2 separate regions of the Mus musculus genome follow, and region 2 is linked to region 1. The links are chromatin loops, found by intact Hi-C in ENCODE. Cell type or tissue: heart. All regions are shown on one strand.

Region 1 (5,000 bases):
ACTTAAATCGGTGGAGTCTGTAGTCTTGCTCAGTGAAACCCAGGTTCTCGGAGAGAAAGTGAAGCTTCGGGAGGAGGGCGGGGGAGGGCCGGTGCAGGACCCGCAGGGGAGCTCACCCACGGAGATGTCTCCCAGCTGCTCAGGCTTTAGCCTCACGTCCTGGAGAACCGCGGTCAACACGGCCGACAGAAGCTCGTCGGGGGTGGTGTTCTGCAGGGCGAGGCGCAGCAGCGGTGAGCCCAGCTCCCGCATCCCCGCCCGGGGACTCTGCGGTCACCGGACCCCCGACGGCAGAATTCCATCCGCGCTGGCCGCCTTCTGCTCCCCTCGCCCGCCCGAGGGGCCTCACCTTGAAGCCTCCACGGCTGGCGCGGCCGATGGGGGTGCGCCGTCCGTGCACCACCACCACGTCGGAGGCCGAGGCCTGCGGGAACCTAGCGGAGCAGGGCGCAGCTTGCAGCGCGGAGCTCGACTCGGGCCGGCCGGCCAGGTGGCCCAGCACTACCTGCAGCCGATGCATCGCGGAGGTGGGTCCTACCTACTCGTTTAGGTTCTGGGTGCAGAGCTTTAGGAACAGGAATGATGGCAGGCGCAGGCGCAGGCGCAGGCGCGGGCGCAGGCGCAGGACAGCCTTCTACGTCGCAAGGCCTGAAAGGGGATCACAACCCCGGTAGAATGATACTGCGAGAGGTAGGATGGGGTCTTTAGAGGGCCTGCCCACTCCTAGGTACAACCAATTAGATTAAGGGGAGTCTGATTGAGGGCCGCCCACTCACCCCTTGCCCCAGAGTCCCGCCCAACGCCCGTCCTAAGACGCTTTCTCTCCACTCAAAGCCCCGCCCGCCAATCCTACGGAAGCCAATCGTAATGCGCACTCTTAATCCTCCTTGAAAGGCAGACTGGAAACTTCCAAGTTTGCACAACCTTTTGTAGACATTGGGGAAGGAGGTTTCCCAAACTTCTGGTTTCCTAGGATGAACTCAGCCTCAAGGGAGTCCCTCCCCTTGAGCTCAGCGCGCAGCCGCGTAGAAGGCGGAGCCCGGCCCATGGCTTCTCTGCTGAGCTAGCCCGAGAAGACCCTTGTCTCCCATCAAAATTTGCTGTGCTCAGCCCCGGGTCCCAAAACCGAGAACTGAGGACCTAGAAAATGTTGAGGCACCTAGTTAAGCCCCAACCGGGTTGGCTGTCACAGAAGCTCTCTCAGAAAACAAAGTAATTTTGGGTTCCGGGCTGGTGTGAAGAACCGATTAAGGTGCTGAACGGCAGGCAGGTTCTAACTGTAACGTGCCCCACTCGTCTTAAGCCTGTTGATCTACGTTTGTTTGGGATAGTGCCATTAGTGCCCACATTCCCCTAGGAATTCTACTAAACCCGGGGATGGGGGTGGAGGGTGGAGGGAGACCCAGTATTGGAGATTGACACCTAAATAGATTAACCAAGTGAATTAACGAAAAAATCTTCCTTGGGTCTAGACCCAACGTTAAAGAGTAAGGTGGTAGGTTCCGCGTGTTTTTTGCAGACCCCGGGAAGGTAGTGCTGTTTGTCTCAGAAAACAAAGGACAAGATACCCTAAATGCCAATTTATGGGCAAGGTCGTGGGCTTTCCCCTTTAAAAAGCAGAGTCACAAGTGACATCAGATAGCTAAAGGTAGACTGAGCCTTCGGGTTACTACTTCCGAAGCCAGTCTGTCTCTTCCCTCCCTACTACCAGAATATAAATTACTGTACAGAAGGGCTGTAACTCCTTCAAGTCCTAAACAAGGCTGATTGAGCTAACCATGCATAATAACCACTACCAGATCGCCTAGTCCATCCACCTTGATCGGTGGGCCAAGGCAGATGCCAGAGGCGGTTTATATAAATTCTCACACCTTCGAGGGGAGGTGAGCAAACGTTAGAAGCACAAGTGGGTTGACTTTTAGGCTGGGTAGTTCTGGCCCCGTAGTCTAGATTCTAGCAAAGGGCGGAGCTTCTCGGAAAGCGAAAGAAGGAGGGGCTGGCAGGAGACTTAAGGGAAGTAGGAAACTCCACAGGCGAGCGTACTGGACGGCACCGGGGGCCCAGGGTTGCCTGCCATGTCTGCGGGAGACCCCCGCGTGGGATCCGGGTCCCTGGACTCCTTCATGTTCTCCATACCCTTGGTCGCGCTTAACGTGGGAGTGAGGCGCCGCCTATCGCTGTTCTTGAACCCTCGGACGCCCGTGGCGGCCGACTGGACCTTGCTGGCGGAGGAGATGGGCTTCGAGTACTTGGAGATCCGAGAGCTGGAAACGCGCCCTGACCCCACTCGCAGTTTGTTGGATGCCTGGCAGGGGCGCTCTGGCGCGTCTGTCGGCAGGCTGCTAGAGCTGCTGGCCTTGTTAGACCGTGAGGATATACTGAAGGAGCTGAAGTCGCGCATCGGTGAGGAAACGTGCTTCCTGGCTTTGTGCCAAGGATCAACGAGGCTAGCCTTGGCATATTAATCTTGTTCATTTTTTTCTGGGGTGCGCTAGGGAGGAAGAGAGTGACAGTCGAATTTTCTGTCAGTATGCAGGTCAGCGTAGGGATTGGGAGAGGGGTCAAAAACCCTGAGGAAAGATGGAAAGAGCCTAGGCAAAGACCTTCAGTTGTACCAAGAGTCAAGATCTGCTTTTCTCGCGGTATCTCAGTTGTGTCAGGATCAACCGGACAAGTGAGGACCCCTTCCATCACTCACTGGCACTCAGCACAACACCCCCGCCCCGCCCACAGTGAGGTACACCTTGCTAGATGGGGGTCACCATTCTCATTGAGCACTAACTGGGTGCCTGAGCCCTTCTGACATTCAATCCTCTGCTCCGATTGCTCTGTGCCCTGCTAGATGCCCAGTTTGGCTCCATTCTCTAGAGCCTTAGAAAGGGAAGGCAGGAGGAAGGCTCAGAGAAGCAGGCTGACTTTGGAGTCCTCTCAGATGCTCATTTTGGGAGAGTCCAAAAGGAAGTGTTAGTTTGTAGAGCCATCCATGGTACCAGTGGCTGGGGAAGGCTCGGCCCAAGTAGGCCCTTTTTAAATTTTTTTTTTAACATTTATTTATTATTATACATAAGTACACTGTAGCTGCCTGCAGACACACCAGAAAAGGGCGTCAGATCTCATTATGGGTGGTTGTGGGATTTGAACTCAGGACCTTCGGAAGAGCAGTCAGTGCTCTTACCGGCTGAGCCATCTCGCCAGCCCCAAGTAGGCTCTTTAAACTAATTCAGGATTTTGAGTGTGTGTACAGCAGCAACCTGGGGCATGGGGGGCGGGGGTGTCGGGGATGGGGTGGGAGGAGGAGCCTCTACACCCTTCTCTTCTCCACAGAGGAGGACTGCCAGAAATACTTAGGTAAGCAGCAGAACCAGGAGTCCGAGAAGCCTTTACAGGTGGCCAGAGTGGAAAGCAGTGTCCCACAAACAAAGGAACTGGGAGGCATCACCACCCTTGATGACCCCCTAGGTAAGGGCCCAGTACTGTGCCCCTAGGTAGAATAGGTGGGCCACAGCCTCAAACATGTGACCTGCAGAGGGCATGGATACCGGAAGCAGATGGATGGACCTGGGACCTTGGGCAAGCTGCTCATTCTGAGCCTTGGTTTCCCCATCTAAGAAATGGGAATAATGGCAGTCCTCTCCCAGAGTGGTTCTGAGACTTTAATGGCATGCCTCCATCATAGTTAACCGGGATTTCATCTGGGAGGAAGTTATCTGTTCACTGGTAGAGAGGGCATGTATATGACATTGCTTTGATATGGATACAGGCCCAGGTTCCCTTGATGGAAGACTCCAGGTTGGGCTCCTTCCAGCCTTCTGCAGAGGCTGATTGATTCCCTTGTCCCCTGTCCTCAGGACAAACGCCGGAACTTTTCGATGCCTTTATCTGCTACTGCCCCAACGATATCGAGTTTGTGCAGGAGATGATCCGGCAACTAGAACAGACAGACTATCGGCTTAAGTTGTGTGTGTCCGACCGTGACGTCCTGCCGGGCACCTGTGTCTGGTCCATTGCCAGCGAGCTAATTGAGAAAAGGTTGGTTAAACATCTAAGAGGGTAGGTGGGTGAATGCATGAAACCCAGAGGTCCAGATGCAAGGACTGTCCTGCTAGCTGGGCTCTGTCCCGCCTGGGTAATGTAGTCCTTCCTGACCCCATCCTCTGAAGGAAGTCACCGCAGTGCCACTCTCCCTCAGGTGTCGCCGCATGGTGGTGGTTGTTTCTGACGATTATCTACAGAGCAAGGAATGTGACTTCCAGACCAAGTTTGCACTCAGCCTGTCTCCAGGTAAGCTTAGGCCTGCTTTGGTCAAAGAGAGAGTAGAGATATAGCCTTAGGATGATAGTCCAGGAATGCAAAACCAAAGCACTACAGATCTCTGAGGACGGACCTGTGTACTTCCTTATGTAGTGGATATGTATCATGGATACCTGGTTGGTGGAGAGCTGGTGTTAGCCCGTGCTTTAGGGACTGAGCCTGTCCCACCCTAGGGCCCCACGTGGTCCTAATACCACACCCTTTGGCCTTCAGGTGTCCAACAGAAGCGACTGATTCCTATTAAATACAAGGCGATGAAGAAGGACTTTCCCAGTATCCTGCGGTTCATCACTATATGCGACTATACCAACCCTTGCACCAAGTCCTGGTTCTGGACCCGCCTTGCCAAGGCTTTGTCCCTGCCCTGAAGATGACCCTGGGAGCCCTAGGTATGTCAGTCTGTCTGTGTTCTTCCGCTTGCCTCCTTTGACACTGTAGTGGGGAGCTTGTGGTCCGTCTATCCCTAGACATCTACAGTAGCCAGATGTCATCTCTCAAGTCCTTACGGAACCAGTGACTGCAAGTGACATTATGACTTGCCGGGTTGCCAGCCAGGACAGTGTTTATCAGGGCTGCATGAGTCTAAGCGAAGGACTAGTTGAGCTACATCTCAGACATCTTTGGCCTCAGGGTCTCCTCCTGAGAAACAGGATATGGAGATCAGGCAGGGAAATAGTGAGGCACTCTTC
Region 2 (5,000 bases), 550 kb before region 1:
TCTGTTGTGTGTGTTGTTTTAAAAAATGTTTTTAAAAGATGCTAAGGACAGAGCCTTGTGAGAGGCAGGCACGTGCTCTACACTGAGGTGTATTCCCCCAGAGTCAAGGATAACTTGGAGCCAGTTTTCACTGTCCACTTTGTGGGTCCCAGGAATCAAACTCAAGTCTTCAGGCTTGGCAGCAAGCACACCTCCCCTCCAAGCCATCTTGCAAGCCCATGTCTTTTAAGTCTTTACCCCAAACTGAACGAACTGATAATCCTTACTCTATCAAGAACCACCGTCCTAGTGTGTGGAACTGGACTAAGTTACAACTTAGTTGAAATCAGTGTTTTCACCCCCTTGGCCTGGAGGCTGGGGCTACTTCAGTGCCATCAATGCCATTTGGAAGGAAAGCAGCACCTACCCAGGGAAAGCTAGGGGATTTTTACATTCTTGTCACCTCACTGATCCTGTAAAGTATTTATTACTTGTTAGTGAGCGTGTGAGTGCGTGAGCGCCTGTGTGAGTGTGGTGCACAGGGGCATAAGCACATAGGGACACATGCATGTGGAGGCTACAGGGTGACCTGGGTGCCTTCCCTCATTGCTCACTCTCCACCCTGTTTCTTTCATGGGACCTGGAGTTTATCAATCAGCAGGACTAGACAGCCATCAAGCTTCAGGGACACTCCATTTTCTGCCTCCCTAGAGCTGAGATTTCAAGTGCCAACCCACATGCCAGGCGTCTTTTCAAGTGAGGGGATAGAGATGTTTACGTGGACGCAGATATTCAGATCCTCATGTTTGTGCTACAGGCCTTCCACCAGACTGACCATCTCCCAGTCAGCCCAATTCTAACCATTAAACAACCATTAGTGAGCACACAGGGCCAACAAATGGAAGTCAGTACTATAAAGAGGACACTCATTCAGAAAATGCCACAGCTTTCCAGCCTTATGCTGGGGTTACTCACCTTTGGCCCTCCCTTCTGAACACTGAGTTCAATCCGTGGAGTGTTTACTGACTGCTAAACCCTTTTAGTCTCTTCTCCTCTGTGCGGCAAGTCTATGCACTCAGTCCACTTTAATGACTGAATGCATTTTTTTTTTTAAGGCAGTGTGTCTCGTGTAGCCCAGACTGATTGATCTCAAACTTGGTAGGTACTGGAGGATGACCTTGAATTTCCGATTCCCCTGTCGTCACCACAGAAACACACACACACAAGCAGCGCTAGAAGTACAGGCGGGTACCAAGCATGCCTGGTTTTATGTGGAGCAGGGGGTTTGAACCTTGCTCAGGACAGGAAGGGCTCTGCTAAACGAGCTTTATCCCCAGCACACAAGGCAGCAAGCAAAACTCAAACGTACACCAAACCAACGTGATTTGGGGAAACCCAAAGCACCCACGGTGCGGGTCAGCGAGCTCATCACTGGAGATTCCGACGTTAGGGAGATGAGGACTAAAAAGGAAGCCCGGAAGATGCATAGTGAGGACGGTGGAGGGCGGAGGCAAAGCCCATCGCTAAGGAAGGGACACTGTCATTTCCTCCAGCACAGCGCTCCCACGTGCGACCCGGACCCGCCACGCCCCCGCAAGGCCCCTCGCTTCCCGGCCTCACCCACCCGCGGGCGCCGCGAGGCCTCCGCCGCCGGGTCGCGGCTGTTCCGGAGGAAGGCGGCCGAGAGCAGAGGCAGGTGAGCGGGCAGCAGGCCCATGGCGCCGCCGCAGGCCCGGTGTCCCGGGACGGCGGTTCGCCGGGACGGCGGTTCCCCGCGACCGCTCGCGAGGCCCGCGCGCCCAGTCCGCCCGCCGCCACCTCAGGCCGTTGGCGCCCCGGCCCCACCCCTCGCGCCGCTGCGCCCCGCCCCGCCATCCTCCGGCTGTCGAACCCGGCCAGCCGCGGCCCGAGGCATCCGCCCGCCCGCGGGGGTACCAGAGCCGACGGCAGTGTCGCCAAGGCCGCGGAGCCGGGCCGCCATACCTGCACTTTCCTCCGCCCGGCTGTGTTCTGCCGGTGATGGGCCGCCATCTTGCATGTTGACACTCCGACGTCACTTCCGGGAGAGTTGAAGCGCCAGCGGATGTCCCGCCCTACTCTGTGGTTGGGTAGAAGGTAGGTAGGGCGTAGGCTTTCCGGGCTGGTTGCGAGGGGAGGCGCTGGCGGAGAAATAGCAGCGTGTGGGCGGGAACGCTCTTGGAACCAGGGCTTGGGGGCCCGTACTGGTCTACCTCTGTGCAGCTAAGCCCCAGGGCCGTCCCAGCGCCTGCATGCAGAGAGAAAGCGCTCAAGAGAGTCGTGCTTAAGTCGTGCCCCAGCCACTTAAGCCAGTGCTTAGCAACTGGACCACGTCTCTAACTCCATATTTATAGGTTTTAAAAATAATAATAATAAAATGTTGTTGTCATTTAGTTATTTTGAGGCATGGTCTCGCTGTGTAGTCCTGGCTGTTCTCAAACACCAGCGGAGAGGACAACTTGTGGTAGTCTTCTTCTTCCACTATGTGGGCCTTGAGATTCTAACTCAGGCTTGGCAGTAGGCACCTTTATCCAGTGATTCATCTCACCAGCCCCCTCAGGATCTTACCCAGACTCTCAGAATTACAGACGTGTGCCTGTACAGCTATAATATGGATCTTAGGATGTTAAGTGAGATAATGTTCGCATAGGCCCTGCTAACTTGACAATATATTTTAAATGATCGTTTTGGCAAAAACATGACCAAAGTACTATAACCCCTATGGAAACCCACTACCTTTATAAACTAATTAAAAAATACAAAGGGGCTGGAGAGATGGCTGAGAAGTTGAGAGCACTTGCAGAGGACCTGGGTTTGGTTCCCAGCATTCACCTGGGAGTTCATGAGCTGCAATAAACTCCAGTCCCACACGCCCCCTTTCGGACGCAGGTAGAACACTCTCCCAAAATAGAAGTAAATCTAAAATACAGAATTTCAAAGAGATACACTTGCATGGATGGAAAATGATTCCCCCCAAAAGACATGCATTATTAGATGAAAATCTCAATGCCAGGCATGGGATAGCTTTCTATGACATGGTCAGGGAAGACCCAGAAGCCCCTAAAACAATACAGGCTATAGCTGTTGCACTTGGTTGCCCACCGAAACTAAGTAGTAAGACACTATTGCTGGAGACACTGTATACTTTGGTAGCTGGACACAGAGACATCAAAGTGCACTGACCCAAAAACTTGTCAGTGATGACTCTGTGATGACTGGCTTCTCTGTGATGACTCTGTGATGACTGGCTTCTCTGTGATGACTGGCTTTCATAGGTGCTGTGAATCCTGCCAGGGAAAAAGAAGCATCCGTGATAAACCAGCCGACCACCTTGCCAGGCAAGATGTGCCCGCTGCTGTAGGGTTATGAGGGCAACCAATTACTTTTGGATTTGAGGTCTGTTCTACTGGAAGGAATTCCAGCTTGGTACTGTAACCTGGTCCTGTAAATCCCATGGCTCGGGGCATCACGGCCACAGGGAGGAACCTGTTACTGTGGTTTTGCTAAATTACATGTTATCAGACTTCTTTCTAGAAATTTATATGTATATCCACAAATCCGTACTGTCCTCAGCCACAGCCAGAGGCACTTTCTGTAGCAAGCAGCAGTTGATGCAGAGACTGAAAATGCTGAGACTAAGTGACTGTTGGGTGTCTCGGGGAACTCTGAAAAAAAAATGGCAGAAAGGATGTAAGAGCTGAGAAATGGGCAGAGCCTGTGGAATACTGTCTTTCAGATGGTACAGCCATTGCCCCATGTGCTGCTATGGTTATCTGCAGAAGACCTGTAAATATTCCAACACGCGGCACTGAATGAACTCTGGGTTCTTAACACTGAAAAGGAGAGGACATGAGGGTAAGATGTGTGGAGGGTTCCTAGAGGAGTTGGGGAAGGACATAGGGGTTCCTGGAGGGAGTAGGAGGGGTTTCTTGGGGATAAAAGAAGAGCTGAGTTGGGGGTTGCACATGGCCAAGGTGTATTGTTTACACATATGAAATTGCCTAAGGGTAAATGAAAGACACTGTGTTAAAATGGTCATATAGTGTTTAGCATGCTTGACGGGTAGTAAGCTCACAATAAAAATTACTGCCTCTCAGAATGAGATGGGCCGCTGATGTAGATCAGTGGTAACTAGTTAGTACACTTCAGGCCCAGGTTCATAACAAATAAACACATAGTAAAATAAAAGTACAAAACCAGGCAGAGCCTTGGTTTACAGCAACCACTTTCTATAAGAGATTAGTGTGTAGTTTGGATATTTAAAAAATGGTGTGATGGGGAGCTGGAAAGATGGCTCAGAGGTTAACAGCACTGGTTTAGTTCCTAGCACCCACATGGCAGCTCACAGCTGTCTATAACTTTAGTCCCTGGGGGTCCAACACCCTCTTCTGGCATGCTCAGCTACTGCACATATGTGATTTGTAGATATACATACAGGCGAAATACACATAAAATAAAAAAAGGAAAAAAGCCGATGTGGTGATTTCAATGAGCAATGTCCCCATAGCCTTAGGTTTGTGAACACTTGGTCCTGGTGGCAGTGCTGTTAGGGGAAATGGTGTGGCCCCGCCAAAATGTTGCTGTACATCACGTGATCCCTGCCACAAAGGACTCTTAGTCCTCTGGAACCAAAAGCAAAAATAATTTCTTCCAGAACAGAAAAGTAACTAGCACTGGTGGGTTGTTTGTTTGTTTGTTTGTTTGTTTTAGAATAGCACTCCAGTACCCATTTAGCTAAATAGTTTAGTACAAGCTCATCCTGGCTATTATCAGATTCACAGAGAATAAAAAACAGTCTTCTAGTAAGTAAGATACAATGATGCATGATAGGCTGTGAGATGGTTTGCACTGGAGAGTGATGTACCGGCTGGGTGGTGGTGGCACACGCCTTTAATCTCAGCACTTGGGAGGCAGAGCACTTGGGAGGCAGAGGCAGATGGATCTCTGAGTTTGAGGCCAGCCTGGACTACAGAGTGAGTTGCAAGACAGCCAGGGCTACACAG

The links. Hi-C counts contacts between places; a loop is a spot of excess contacts. Peaks named below come from ENCODE experiments on the same cell type or tissue, not always from the same donor. Only the 100,000 strongest peaks of a DNase experiment are listed, where the experiment ranks them.
Region 2: a loop joins it to region 1, with 5 times the contacts of the local background. A loop is called at or near these places in 2 of 42 quality-filtered maps.

The regions. Positions count from the first base shown.
Region 1 is chr9:119,337,035-119,342,034 of GRCm38, reverse strand. Myd88 (myeloid differentiation primary response gene 88) reads left to right here and starts at 2,017. Exons shown (of 6, transcript NM_010851.3): 1 at 2,017-2,403; 2 at 3,325-3,459; 3 at 3,849-4,029; 4 at 4,190-4,281; 5 at 4,525-4,700. The coding sequence starts at 2,076. The coding sequence ends at 4,679. It overlaps Acaa1a (acetyl-Coenzyme A acyltransferase 1A), which reads right to left and starts at 741. Exons shown (of 12, transcript NM_130864.3): 1 at 350-741; 2 at 117-210. The coding sequence starts at 520. In heart, a CTCF peak has its summit at 2,268; DNase peaks (open chromatin) are centred at 874, 2,004, 2,664 and 3,464; H3K4me3 peaks cover 2,935 bases; H3K27ac peaks cover 2,594 bases.
Region 2 is chr9:119,891,920-119,896,919 of GRCm38, reverse strand. Wdr48 (WD repeat domain 48) reads right to left here and starts at 2,025. Exons shown (of 19, transcript NM_026236.3): 1 at 1,963-2,025. The coding sequence starts at 2,010. It overlaps Gm2449 (a long non-coding RNA gene), which reads left to right and starts at 2,008. Exons shown (of 7, transcript XR_871350.2): 1 at 2,008-2,094; 2 at 3,273-3,393; 3 at 3,734-3,852. In heart, no CTCF peak of the experiment used is centred here; DNase peaks (open chromatin) are centred at 1,559 and 2,059; H3K4me3 peaks cover 2,102 bases; H3K27ac peaks cover 1,598 bases.